Regions from separate parts of the Homo sapiens genome. Here region 1 is linked to region 2. The links are chromatin contacts, found by Hi-C or POLR2A ChIA-PET in ENCODE. All regions are on one chromosome and are shown on one strand. Each heading gives the region's core, a stretch centred on a gene start or an enhancer-like site at or near the end of the contact. The rest is flanking DNA. Distances are from core to core; before and after follow the strand shown. Region 1 holds the start of DAB2 (DAB adaptor protein 2). Region 2 holds the start of OSMR-DT (OSMR divergent transcript).

Region 1 (7,415 bases), core at 2,640-5,139, 580 kb after region 2:
GTCAGCCTGACCAAACCAAAGTGCAGGCTTCCAGGACGAAAACAGAGAGTAACTCCCTGTCTGTTCTAGCATGAGCACAAGCAAACGCACTGGCTTTATTAAAATCAAGTGCTTGAATAATTAACCTTTTTCAAGTAGGTGAAGGGTATTCAATTTTCATGAAGAAATTTTCCATTTGCTTTCAGTTTTCACAAAGACACTTAATTCAGTTGTTCAGGGGGGAGTAATAACAAACAAACAAAACCTTCAAAATCAGATGGGAAAAAGTATTCCAAGTATATTAGATTAGCTGTCTTCCCAGCAATCCTGGGGTAGGTACTATTATTCTCCCCAGATAAGCAAGCTGAAGTACAGAGAGGTTATGGAATGTGCCCAAGGCCATGTAACCTGCAACCCTGTAGCTAAGATTTGAACCCAGGAAATGGTACTTCAGAAGGTAGTTCTCAACTACTATCCAATTGTGCCCTGTTGGAGGCAGCCAGTGTTGAATGTTAGCCCTCTGTGTCCGTACCAGTCATCATTTGTTCCCCTAACCAGGAATTTGCTTGTTTTCTGTCTTTAAGTAAAGACTGAGGAGTCTGCTTTCCTTCTGATTTCCACCAGTTAATCCAGTCAGGATATGCTGATATTATGAGTTGGGTCTCCTTTAAAGACACATATCTGGTGTTAAATCTGATTCATCTGGCCGGGTGTGGTGGGCTCATGCCTGTAATTCCAGCACTTTGGGAGGCCGAGGTGGGTGGATCACTTGAGGTCAGGAGTTCGAGACCAGCCTGGCCAACATGGTGAAACCCCGTCTCTACTACTACTACAAAAAAAAAAAAAAAATATTATCCAGGTATGGTGGCGGGTACCTCTAATCCCAACTAATCAGGAGACTGAGGTCACAGAATCTCTTGAACCCAGGAGGCAGAGGCTGCAGTGGGTCAAGTTCATGCCAGTGTACTCCAGCATGGGCAACAGAGGGAGACTCTGTCTCAAACAAAACAAAACAAAACAAAACAAAAATCTGTTTCACCTAAATATGATTTTGGCCAACCTTTGTGCAATTCAGCGGCACAGCTTCAACTTTGGAATTACATAGCAGTGCCAGGGAGAATTTTAAAATACCACATCCTGTTACTCAGGTGTTTCATATTGCCAATCTGGTTCCCATTCTGGTTCTGTCTAAAGGGTAAAAAACCTTATGTGTTTGGTTAGTTACCTAAACCTTCCTGGCCAGTAAGCTTTCGAATCTTTCCAGCTGGGGAGGTATGTTCTGATGAGCATTAGGACAACTTCAAACCCCAGGAGGGCTCACTCTCAGCAGCTTTCCCAAGCATTTCAGCATCTTGGCTTTGTCTTTAAGAAGAGCAATAATTAAATCCTCAGGTCAAAAGAATGAGGAAGAGAAACACGCAGAGCCTTCAAAATTATCCAGATGAAATATCAGTGGTAGCAAACTTAGGTTTATGGACATATGAGGGTAGAGTTAGAAATGAAGCAGCATAAGAGCCTATGTCACAGCAAAGCCTCCTGCTTGGCCAGGAGCACTCAGCAAGGAAGATATCTTCCTGCTCCCTTAACCTTCAGATAATCGAGGCCTGGTTGAGCAGGCCAGTAAATATCATCCCCAAACAGCTGGTCAGCAGCTGCCAGAGGTCCCTGTACTACCTTCATGCCAACAAGTGCCTTAAAAGCCGTACCCTTCAACCCAAACAAGGCCAGTGAAATCCATTCAACCTTTGGAGAAAGACAACAAACAGGCCTAATGCACAGGAATTTGGACTTCCAGTTTAATCTGAAACTATAAAAGTCTTTAGCAGAAACACAAACTCTGGAGTTTGCCCTTCACAAATTAGACAAGGTTTGTAACAAGTGCTTTCTTCCCTCACTTACATCCTCAGGTAAAGATCAACCATCAAGATCAAAGATCCCCAGAATGGCAAATACATACGTGTATGGGCTCAAAGTTGGAAGACATTCCTCTACCATCTACTTATTCTGGTTATACATTAAAGCATAGGAGGGCATAGCTGAAAAATGACTGGTTTCTAGGTCAGTCATTTGGATGAGAAGGGATCCTTCCAGCTGGGAGTGGGAAAAGAAGGGGGAAGTTATTCACCAACAACAGGAAAAAGAATTTAGTTGGCCTTAGGAGGAAACTGACTAAGGATTTGGAAGAAGTGGTCTGTCCCAGAAATCCACATTGGCAAAGACCACTAGGTCTTCTTCATGCTTTCTCTAGAAGACTTTCCCATTGTACTCAAATACTCCCGAATTCTCAAGGCAATAAACTTTCTTACAGTGTCACTGAGGGCCATCTCCCTTCCAAGAGGGGAGACACAGAACCTGGAGTGGGCGGGGCACCTGGCTCAGAGAAAAGTAGCCTCCCAAAGTCTGGCTGCTGGGGTAAGAAGCATGGTGACAAGCCATTTGGTAGCTGCAAGCTCCCTCCTCCCCAACAGCCAGTAGGTGCTTTTGTGTGAGAAGCCAACCTCAAGACTGTAAGGACAATCAAGTATACATCTCATCAAAGCCATTCCAAGAGGCTTATCAGACATCTCAAAGGCATTTTTTGTAGATGCCTGCTTTCCACTCCCATTACTTCTGTTTGCATTAGTTATATCTTACCTCCTTCTCCCCCATGCCCCTGCTTTGCCTGACTAAGGCCAGAAATTTTTTCATGAAGTCACTTTATAGAGCAATAGCAACATTTACTATTCGTGAAGTCGCCCCTCCATAATTTTTAAGTCTTTCCATGTGTCTGGAAGCTTGTTTCTGCTCTTCTCGGTTTACAGAGCGGCTCTCTTCCTTCCAAACAAAAACTAAAAAGAAAGGGGAAAAGGTGGGGGGTGGTTGGGGTGGAGATAACACCCAGATTCCTTAAGTGTTTTTAATCCAGTTGAATTTCCCTTTGGACTCAGCTCCCTGCTGAAACTGTCTGCGGACCAGAATTCCAGGCTCAGAATTAAGTCAAGAGGGAAAGACAGCAGAAACAAATAACAGAGTCAGCTCTATGCTATGAAAACCGCTATGTTGACTGAGGCTCCACGGTTTTAACCCATTCATTTTTCCCCCCTTTTTTAGAATTCTTACTTAATCTTTTTAACCAGCTTACAACAGGCAGGCAAGCACCATATAAACCATGCTCCCTGCGCCGGGGGATATAAAACAAGTTTCTTAAGTCCCTTGGGTAGATACTTCCTTAGGAATGCCGGTGTAAGACAAAAGTTCACATTTTAATGCCATATGTTGTCAGTCACCAGGAAAAAGCTCCTTATGGGCACAAGCCAGGTCCCCAGCCTTTGTCACACAGCAAAAATAAACACCCTTCGAGGAGTTAATTAGGCGGTCAGCAGCCACCTCAGTGTCCTAGGAGGGCTGCCCGCAGACCTTTTACACACACACACACACACACACACACACACACACACACACACACACACACACGACACAAAAGGAGGCGTTTGTTAAATGTCACAAGCTGGGCATCTGGAGTCGGATTCGAAAGGTAAATACATTCCGCGGAAGCATTCCTCAGATGTCAGGCCACAAAACTGCTGGTTTCCCCAAGCACAGGGTCTCATTTCTAAGATTCCCCACAGCCCAAGGTCTGTACTCAAAGAAGGGTAGCGGGGGGCGGGGGGGTGAGAGAGGGGGAGCAAAGGAGAGAAGGAGATCTTTAAAAAAAAAATGGAGCCAGAGGGAAGAAGGGTTTCGAAGCTACTCACCGGCTAGCTATTGCCTCCGTGAAGCGAGCATGACTTCCCCGCGCCCGGAGCCTCCAGGCTACAGCGCAGCGGATGCGGCGGGCCTCGCTTAAATAGCCGCCGGCCGGGAGCTTCGGAGCCGCGCGGCCACTCCCGGCGAGAGATATGGTTCTAATCAGATGCTGGCAGCTGAGGACTCCCCAGGAATGTGCCAGGATGTTTTTGCTGCCTGGGCTTGGTAACTCCCCCTCAACGTGTCTGCAGAGTCTTCCAAACTTAACTGTTTATTAACTCGCGCTGCAGCGGCGCAGAGGACCCCGCTCCCCTGAGCTCCGCGAGCCCCACCAGCTGGGGGCGATCGCAGGGACCCAGCGACGGGAGGGGAAATGTGTTCGGGGAGAAGTCAAAAGCCCCAGACCGACGCGGGCGGGGGGCGGGTGCAAATAAGGACAGGAAAGGGAAGCTCTGGAGGAAAGGGGTGGGATCCACCGAGCTTCGTTTCACAGATCCGTTCCCTGGATTGCCACTGCGAGTGATGTGGCACACGGAGTCATCCTAACCAACCCGTTGGGGCCCTTTGAACAAAGGACTGCCTTTACTCCTGACTTTTCTGACAAGGGACAACGGTTCCTGCGCAGATCTGCAGTTTCTAAAGTTGATCGCGCGATTGGATTTGCTCCCCTTAGAAGAAATTAGTGTCTCCCTCATTGCAGATGCAAATGCGCTTAAGTTAGTGGGAAATCTATGTGTGCATATGTGAAACATACTGTATTTACCTATGAAATATAATCATATATATGGATATAAAAATAATATTCTCTCTGAAATCGATATGAGCAAAACATGTTCACGTCTATGTAGCCTATCAAATAAGTTATAATTCTGATACAATCAGAGATTCTATACAGGCTTCCCTTACAGTGTATATACACCTATATGTAGACACATAACATGACTTTATCTGCATGAATTTCCATAGCACTTCCTATAACTCTAGGAAAAACATGAACTGCAAGAAATAAAATATTTAAAAATGTTAACGTAGAGTGCTGAGCGGTAGAAGGTACTCCGCAGCAAATCCTAATGAGTGTTAACAAGCTGAGAATTCATTTTCTCCATATTTTAAAATCAAGAATTATTGTAAAACATCCACAGAAGCTCTGTTGCTTTTTGGAGAATTCTGAAATTACTCTTGTGAAAGACGTGTCTCTTTTCCCTTTTTTTAAGAAAAAAATTTAATTGTTTAAAGTCAGAGGCAGCACGTAGTAAATGTGAAAATGCTAAATTGTATCTCGGATGGGAGGGGGTTATTGATTTTATCGAGTAAGCAACACAGTGGATTTGCATTTTACCTCTGGAAACTGAGGGTTCAAATAGGGCTCGTGGGACATCAAGGATATATTTTGTGGTCCGTGCCTAGCCTCGACTGCAAAGCCACTGTGTAATTTGGGGTAGCTCAATGTGAGTGGCAATGTCTGCTCTCAAGTAGGTCAGGCTTGAAACAACCGTTGTTCGGGGAGACTGAGGGGTGCAGAGCAGCACAGCTGGCCCAGAATTCTACTTCCCCAGCCTCTACTATTTCTCATCCCCTGACACACCTAGGGGTGTGGAGGCAGGGAGGGCCATGCTGGCAGTTTTCAATATTCCTCAGAGGTAATTTGCTATTTTAAAAAATGACTTTGTGTGAATGACAGGAAGTATACAAATTTTAGTCCTAGGATAGTATTCTATTTATAACATTTATGCAGAGAAATGTAATTCTAGTACATTTTAGAACACAAGGCTTTGTTTCTAAAATCTAGAAGTCCAGTTTCATTTCTATTGGCTAGGTAGCTGGAAAAAGGGCTGCTGACTTCAGGCAAATAGAGACTTTGATAATTAGAAAGACATGGGTGTCTCTTTTAACCTCAATATGTAATATTTTCTAGACTAAGAAGTGCTCACTCAATTCTATTTTTTTTTTTTTTGAAAGACTCTTACCAAGAAATACTAACTTATGTTTGCTCTACCCCACCAAATGGAAGGGATTTGTCTAAGAAGCCAGAGGAAGAAAATGATTTCATCTGCTATGAGTTGTAGTTTCAAGAGAAGACTTTGATGAAAACAGTTCATTTAAGAGCAGTGGGCTCACACTTACAACTTAAAATAGACACCTCTTATTTTGCACAGAAATCTGAAGAGTCGACAGTGGAGAATTCTGGTTTGAACTGTATTTTTATATCTCTAGGGCACCGATATTGCTTCTGGCAGTAATTCAATGTCCTGCTCACATTAAGAAAAAAAAAGAAAAGAAATTTAACTCTTTTTATCCCTCGTGAAACATTGTCTCTGTCTCATCTAAGTTGTTCACTTTTCAACAAGTCTAAAATGAACATCTTTCCCTCTGGAGAATCACGCCAAAGCCCACCCAGATATTTACCCTGCCTAAATAATGGTCTTTTCTTATCACCACTGAAATTTATGTTTAGAAAATTAAGGGGAGGAAAAGTCAGTTCAATGTTTGAAAAACAATAGTCTTTGAATGGCAATTGTCCGTTGCAGAAAACCTGCCTGTGAGAGAGAAGGAAAAAATAAAATAAAACAAATGACTGTGCTCCCAGCCTAGGAAAGGGGTAGTTAATCCCGTGATGGCTTGCTGAAGAATGCATGGTTTATTATTAAAGTAATCTCTTAAGATTTTCCTGGAATGTGCTTCCACAGCAACTCTGCCTGTTCGACCTATCCTATGCATGTGTCTTTTCTTCCATAATTAAGCTGTTTTCCTCTGTTAGCTCACAGACCTAATCCTTTATCCTTTCTCTCCTCCTTCTCCATCACTTCTTCTATCCCCCTCTCTACTGCTCTTGTCTTCCTTAAACTGCCCCTTTTGAAGCCTGTCATTTCTCCTGAATTGTAAATGGCACTTTGGAACTGGCTGTAAGGTAAACTGCCTGTGTGCCTTTGATGCCTTGCTGGACACTTAGAGATGTTAAAATCAAACAAGGATTTGTTGAAGTGGACCTAGTAAGGTCACATCTCTCTCTCTCTCCTTTTTTTTTTTTCCTTCTCCATGTCATTAAAAAAACAATGAAGAGAATGGCTATTGTTCCCAGAAAATGTTCTTTGACCTTGACCAGTCCTGCATATTTAACATTACAGAAAAACTGACCCTACCAGATTTGGTGGCTGGCAAGTCAAAACAAATACTGGAGGTTTTTTTTCATATCTCTGTCTATCCATCTACCTGTCCATCTTCTGATCTAAAATATTTGGAAGATAGTTTCATAGAAGGCAGCCTGTTTGTGTTTTGTTTTCTTGCTTATACCCCTATAGCATCTCAGAACTAATATGTATTTTTCTGTTTTGTGCAATTTTAATGAAACTCAGGTGGTAGACTACTAGGGTACTTGGAAAAATTGGTACTTGTAAAATGAAGAACATTTAAAATTCAATAATATAAATGTATATAACTAATTACACCTCACTTATCAATATAAATTTTTATAATGAGAAATTGTGAAAGGCAAGTAAATACCCATAAAAATTACCATTCAAATAAATACTGTCTTACTTGGAAAGAAACCTAGCAGGAGTTATCAAAAATGAAAATACATAAAACCCTGCAGGAATTACTAATATTAATTGTTATTGTAGCAAACACATACACTTCTCTATCCTAGGAGTAAGAATCTATCCACTAGAAATAAAGCACATGTATAATATGCAAGGATTTTTTTTTTTTTA
Region 2 (7,389 bases), core at 1,350-3,849:
ACCCTGGCTAACACGGTGAAACCCAGTCTCTACTAAAAATACAAAAAAATTAGCTGGGCGTGGTAGCCGGCGCCTGTAGTTCCAGCTCCTCGGGAGGCTGAGGCAGAATGGTGTGAACCCAGGAGGCGGAGCATGCAGTGAGCTGAGATCGTGCCACTGCACTCCAGCCTGTGTGACAGAGCAAGACTCCGTCTCTAAATAAATAAATAAATAAATAAATTAAAAATAAAAACACACACACAAATAAAAAAATAAAAAGAGTGTTTAACGAAGCAGAATAATATGTGCCTTGGCCACACAATCTTATCAAAACTAAGCAAGGATGGATATTTTAGCTCTTAGCTTAATAAGCCATTGGTATTTTTCATCTTTTTCCTATTAGTTATTTTCAGGATAATTGTTTAAAACTAACTTATGGAACATAACCTATGTATCAGTTTCCTAAGGCTGCCATAACACATTACCACAAACTTGGTGGCTTAAAACAACAGAAATGTATTCTCAATCTGGAGGCCAGAAGTCTGAAATGAAGATGTTGGCAGGGCTAGCTTCTTCTTAGGGGTTCAAAGGGAGCCTGTTCCGTTCCTCTCTCCTAGCTTCTGGTGGTGGTCAGCAACCTTGCCATTCCTTGGCTTGAGTCAGCATAAGCAGGATCTGTCTCAGTGGTCACACAGTGTTCTTTCTGGGTGTCTGTGTCCAAATTCCCCCCTTTTCAGAAGTACAGCAGACACTGGATTAATCTTATATGACCTCAGGTTAACTTGATTAAAGCTGCAAAAACATTATTTCCAAATAAACTGATATTTGGAGGTTTTGGGTGGATCTGACTTTATGGACCCAGTGCACCCACTGTTAAGGGTATAATCGCGAATTTATATGGTGCTACTGCATCTAGATTCTAGAATAACGTATAAATTTAAGAAATTAGAATGGTGCAAAAACAGATAAATTATATGTGGGCACCAAATTTTTACACTTCAGTCTCCTTCAATTGCAATAGGAGCCCAAAATAAGCCTCACTTTTTAGAAATTCATACTGGGCTGAATATTTTTATTTGACATCTCATTTGCTAGAAGAGAGATCCCTTTTAACTGTTTCTATAAAGAATAATTTTTTTTCTCAGTAAAATATAAAATCATAAAGACTTTCCAACTCTTGGGCTTGGCAGTTTCCATAACCATGCAGATGGCTAAACTAATGGACTCTTTAAAACTCTTCAAGTAATGAGAGGTGTGGCAAAGGACCATACATTTATTGAGACAAAAATACATTTTATTATCATCAAATATTTACTATGCATCATGGTCTTTGTGGCCCCATTAGGTATTAAGTGTATTAGGGCCTTTAGGCCTTTGTTTTAGGAAAAATAAAAAAACAAAAGGACTCTCAGCTTTCCTTGGGATGACATTGGGGAGGAGCCAGATATGTGAACAAACACAAAAGTAACATTTTAAAATAATTCTGACATTATTTTGAGTCATCCAGTCAATTCAATATAGGATTCTAAGATATGTTTATGGTCGATACTTGTTGATCACTCTTGGTTCCCTCCCCCACCCCCCTCCTACAACCTTGCTTTTGTGATACTTTCCAGGGTCCCCAAACTCAAACCAAACTAGGCTCAGCTGATCTGGAGCAAGGCCCCTTGCCTGCTGATTTGTCAGGCATCCAGACAGGCGAGGCTATGGGAGCTCCCGGTCCGAGGCTGCCTCGGAAGGCTCCTGTTATCCTCTAAGAGAGGTGAAATGCACCTTTCAAAGGCCCAGACACGGTAAAGATTGGATGGCATTTTTGGCCGGGCGCAGTGGCTGACGCCTGTAATCCCAGCACTTTGGGAGGCTGAGGCGGGCGGATCACGAGGTCAGGAGATCGAGACCATCCTGGCTAACACGGTGAAACCCCGTCTCTACTAAACATAGAAAAATTAGCCAGGCGTGGTGGCGGTCGTCTGTAGTCCCAGCTACTAGGGAGGCTGAGGCAGGAGAATGGTGTGAACCCGGGAGGCGGAGCTTACAGTGAGCCGAGATCGCGCCACTGCACTCCAGCCTGGGTGACACAGTGAGATGCCGTCTCAAAAAAAAAAAAAAAAAAAGGTTGAAGATTGGATGGCATTTTTAAGGGGAAAAGTAAACCATGTGTAGCATGTCGTAGCATTGGGAAATAAAGGTTTCGGGACTGTTGTAGCCGAAGAAACTTTGTCGGACAGGGCGTTTCTGGATAGAACGCGAGTAGGGGAAAAATGGGGACCGTTTGATTCGGTTCAAACACGTTTTCGTTGCTCTGGACGCCAAATGGAAACACGGCCAAAATTTAGTTAAAGGACTTCTCTTGCCTGAAGATTTTCGGACGGGGATCTCACGGGTTTGGCCTCTGGGTTGGGATGACAAGTGCCCCTGTGGGATACACAGCCCCAGGCCTCATCGGTCACTCGGCTTACCTCTGGTTCCGCCGGCTGGCCCGTGCGTCCTTGGCCGGGGCAGGAGCAGCGCTGCGCGCGGGGCACGGAGCCTCGGCCGCCGAGTTTTCGGTTTCCAAGTTTCCTTCCCAGGCCTCTCCCACTTCCTCTTCTCACCAGTGCCCGCCCGCCCGCAAAGTCCGGGTTGTGAGGCTGCGCCTCCCCCAGGATCGCGGCCGCCTCCCCCCGGGACTGAAGGGAGGGAATTCCTGTGGGTCCCAGGAGTGCCAAGAGTGCGCAGCAAGACGGGAAATTGCAAAAGACCTCACCCCTCTGCCCTCCCCCGCGGTTTTCCAGTAACTCCCGCCCCTCCGCGCTTGCCCCGCAGCTGATTCATAGCCCCGGCCCGGGCCGCCTCTGCACGTCCGCCCCGGAGCCCGCACCCGCGCCCCACGCGCCGCCGAGGACTCGGCCCGGCTCGTGGAGCCCTTCGCCCGCGGCGTGAGTACCCCCGACCCGCCCGTCCCCGCTCTGCTCGCGCCCTGCCGCTGCGCCGCCCTCGGTGGCTTTTCCGACGGGCGAGCCCCGTGCTGTGCGGGAAAGAATCCGACAACTTCGCAGCCCATCCCGGCTGGACGCGACCGGGAGTGCAGCAGCCCGTTCCCCTCCTCGGTGCCGCCTCTGCCCAGCGTTTGCTTGGCTGGGCTACCACCTGCGCTCGGACGGCGCTCGGAGGGTCCTCGCCCCCGGCCTGCCTACCTGGTGGGTGAAAACTAAATGATTCATTCCTTACAGGCCGCACAGTGCCGAGTCGCCCATTTCTCAGACTGTTTGAAATTCACCATCCCAGCGCCTTTTTCTCAAATGATGGTGGAATGTTTGTTGAGTGGAAAATTCCCACTTGAATCCCTCTTTCCTCTCTCCCAACACATCGTGTGGAGGAGTTCATTGCTTCCCCTACCTCTCCTCTCGTAACCCTTGACTCCCACCTGAGAGAGCCATTTTTCTGGGAATCCGTGTATCTCTCCCACCTGGTCCCTAGCGTAGAAGCGGGAGGAGCTCAAGCACAGGTGGAGAGAGGAATCCCCGGGCGACTCTGCAATAGCGTCCGTCCGGGGCGCTTACCTTCTTCTCCAGCCACTTGAGTGGAAGTGGCCCTCTACATTCTGGAAACCTAGGCACGGAGGGGTTCAGTAACTTGTCCAAGGCCATATGGCTAGCTGTGAGGGCACTGAAATCCGAGCCCGGCTCTCGCAGGCCAGGGCTTTACCCCTGACACCGCGATTCCTTTCTCGATAGTTCTTCATCTGCCCTTCATCCACCTACCCATGCATGCCTGCATCCGTCCATCCATCCTGCCTGCCTTGCTGCGGGAGGCACAGTGCTAGGTGCTGCTGATGGAGTGGCTTGGTAACAGACCTGCCTTGAAAACACTTTGGGAACAAGATATTCAAGAGAAGTAAATGGAAGGGTCTATGAAGGCAGAGAAGATAGAATTGAATGTAGGATACTTAGTTTGAGCTAGAAGGAATTCTGATGGAGGAGAAAGAAATTTTTAGGTTTTATTCCCAAGATTAAAACTGACTTTGGAACATGGGTCAAACTACTTATCACCTCTTAGTTTCCTTGTCTGCAAATAATAATGGTTCATACTTACTGTGAACCAGCCCCTATTCTAAGCACTTGACATATGCTAGCTCATTTAAGCTTCACGGGTGAGGCGGGTACTAGTTTTTTATTATATTTTATTGAGGAAACTGAGGCCCAAAGAGGTTTTGTAACTTTTCTAGGGTTACACAGCTAGCAGGTGACAGTATCAGGATTTGGGTTTGGAGTCTGCTCATGATCACCGTGCTGTAGCTCAAACTCTAAGACTGGGTGGGGTGTTTCATTATGGTCTTGCTTTGTCTCTCTCCTGGGCTGCTTTAAAATGCACTCAGAGCCCTTGATGTCCCCAAACTCCGCTGTGTCTGAGAATCATTTCTTGAGCTTTCAAAGCATCAAACTCCAAACACAGCCTTCTATTCAGAATCTTCAGGAAATACTCAGTTTGTTTTCCCCGTAGCATTTGTTCAGTGCCTCCAGTGGCAGGAAGCTCACCACCTCACATTTTATTGTAGGAAGAGCTAGTTCTCTGCTGTAAATTGCCTCCTTGTGACTTACATCTTGGTCCCAGTTCCCGTTTGTCCCAGCAGGTGTGGCTAAGCCTTTTGTATCAAAGGTGGCTTTGAGAGAAAAAGGCTGGTCTTGGGTGTTTCTTCCGCAGGGACCCGAGCCGCATTGGGGAGAACACATAAACACTGGTTCTTTCCCCCTCTACCCTTTTCTTTAACCTGAACAGACCAGGAACACATGCAGAGGTGTTCCTGGATCTCTCATGTTTTTGTAACCCTTTTGTCCTGAGGACAAAACCGAATCAGGAGAACTGTTACGGTTTTCAAAGGGGAATCAGTGGTACTGTATTTAACAAGAAGAAGGTGTGTATTTTCCTTGTGGGAAAGGACTGGGGCATTCATTGGCTGCAGTAGAAGAGAATCTTAGTGAGTGTGGTCTTGCTCACTTACAGGAACTGTGAGCCTTGGCCCTCCTTTCGCTGGGGGAGAAAATCCTTCTTGATTGCTTAAAAAATGTGTAAAATGGGGGGAAAAAAACCCAAACCAAAACAAATAGAATATCATGGCCTTGCTGGAGAAATCCCCTCCTCCAAGCAGGCTTCTTTGTAGCTACATGAAGAGAGAATTTCTTTTCCAACAGCTGTGTTGGTGGCTTCATAGCCTTCCTTCCCTCCTCATTTTAGTTGTACTGGTCGCTCTGCATTTGTGCACTCCACGTTGTATTCTATTTTTGTGTTTTAAAAATAATACAAATAATAACAACTCATTCTCACTCAATATAGAAGTGAAGTGAAATGTAGACGTGCCATCACCATCCTCCCTCCTCCCACTCAGAAGAGGGAAGGTTAAGTTTGATAATACCATTCTAAGGCTTGTTTTTCTTTTCTATAGTTTTACATAATACATACATATACATATGTTTTAAATATGCAAATTATCTTACTATACTTATTGTACAGCTTGCTTTTTCACTTTCCAAGTCTTAGAGATCTTTCCATTGTCTCTAGATACCTCTTTTGTTAATGGCTACGTGTTATTCTTTTTGTGTGTGTGTGAGATGGTCTCACTCTGTCACACAGGCAGAAGTGCAGTGTCATGATCATGGCTCACTGCAGCCTCGACCTTCTGGGCTCAAGTGATCCTCCCACCTCAGCCTCCTGAGAAGCTGGAACTACAGGCACATGACACCACACCTGACTTTTTTTTTTTTGTATTTTTTGTAAAGATTGGGTCTCTCCATGATGCCCAGACTGGTCTTGAACTCCTGGGTTCAAGCAGTCCACCTGCCTTGGCCTCCCACAGTGCTAGGATTACAGGCGTGAGCCACTGCGCCCGGCCAGCTACATGTTATCCTAAAGTAGAAATAGAATGTAATTTATCCATCCTTTCCTATATTGATGGACATTCAGCATTAGCAACGTTGCTTCAGAGCAGATCACACATTCATCTTCCTGCTCAAGTGTGAGTATTTCTGTGGAAGAGAATCTGAGGAGAGGTATTCCTGTGTCAAAGGGTTTGCCCCTTTTTCCACTTGATAGATACGAAGTGGAAGGTAACGATGTAACTTAATATTTTTGTAAAGTTTTAGACAGCTGATCCAATAGCATTTATTTAATAATTCATCTTTTTTCCAACTCATTTGAAATTCTGTTTTTATCATTAAATAAATTCCTGTTTGTAAAAGGGTCTGTGTCAGGATTCTATTCTGTTTCATTGATCTTTTTTTTTGTTTGTTTTTCCCTAAACCAATATTACTCTGAGTTAACTACTGTAGCTTTATAGTGTTTTTGAAAATCTTGTGGTATATATTTGTGCTTTTTAAAACAACTTTTTTTATAAATCACATACATTTTCTCTTTACAAATAGCCTGTCAAGTTTAATAAAATCCTATTTTTAATTAAGATTTTATTGAGTTTATAATTGTTAGCAATTTTTAATGCTTTAATGTCCACTTTGGTATGAGCTCCAAGCTTTAAGGAAACTGTGTCATGTGAACTTTGGTTAATGACTTATCTGATTTCAAATATTGGCTACACATCAGATTAACTGGGTCAGTTTGGATAAATTACTTGTCAACTTTCTTATCCTTAATTTCCTCCTCTGTGAATGGGAATAATAATATAATCCTTTTCTTAGCGCTGTTGTGAGGATTCAATTAATAAATGCATGTACGTCACTTAGCAAAGCACCTTGTAGAGAGTTAGTATCTTATACATGCTAGCTGGGATCTTTTTCATATTTATATCCTACTCATGGTTTTGCAGAGTGCCCTATTGGTAATAGGAACCAGTAAATATTTCCTTTATTTATTGGTAGTATCCTAAGAGACAAAAATATATCATATATTTTAAATATAGTAGTGTTTCTCAAACTTGAATGTGCATATGAATCACCTGAGGATATTATTTAAATGCAGATTCAAGAGGTCTAAGGTCTGGCCTGAGATTTTGCATTTCTGACAAGCTACCAGGTGATGTCAATACTGCTGGTCCTTTGTCCACATTTGGGTGTACAGTCTTGTACAACTATTTAAATTTATGCTGCTAGTGATAGTACTTCCTATTTGTAATGAATATGATTGAAAGCATTTTTAAATTGATTTCTTTTAAAATTACATGCTAAAGAACTAAATTATAGTTGTTTTCCTTTCTTCCTTCTTCTCTCCCTCTCTTCCTTTATTTTTGTTAAAAGAAAGAGGGTTGGTGAGATCGCTAAATAGAATACCTAGCTCTGTTCTTAGATCTAGAGTCATTGAGGCAATTAACTATCTGGATTATTTTAAACTGTTGACTTAAGATGAAGACAGTCATATAAAATATATGCAGCCTGAATATGACATTTAATGTCAACTAAAGAAAAGCACAATTGTAAGTGGCTT

The links. Hi-C counts contacts between places; a loop is a spot of excess contacts on that map. ChIA-PET counts read pairs that join two places held with the same protein, here RNA polymerase II (POLR2A). Pooled maps may share reads with other maps.
Region 1: a map of Calu3 shows a loop between it and region 2 (9-fold over the local background). The contact joins the promoter of DAB2 here to the promoter of OSMR-DT in region 2. A Hi-C loop is called at or near these places in 2 of 168 maps with a recorded cell type or tissue (Calu3 and ascending aorta) and 4 of 50 pooled maps. POLR2A ChIA-PET finds 5 or more read pairs at or near these places in 2 of 52 experiments (A673 and HepG2).

What each region holds. Positions count from the first base shown.
Region 1 is chr5:39,421,091-39,428,505 of GRCh38, forward strand. It overlaps DAB2 (DAB adaptor protein 2), which reads right to left and starts at 3,890. Exons shown (of 15, transcript NM_001343.4): 1 at 3,714-3,890.
Region 2 is chr5:38,843,230-38,850,618 of GRCh38, forward strand. OSMR-DT (OSMR divergent transcript) reads right to left here and starts at 2,600. Exons shown (of 4, transcript NR_109951.1): 1 at 2,439-2,600. It overlaps OSMR (oncostatin M receptor), which reads left to right and starts at 2,783. Exons shown (of 18, transcript NM_003999.3): 1 at 2,783-3,158.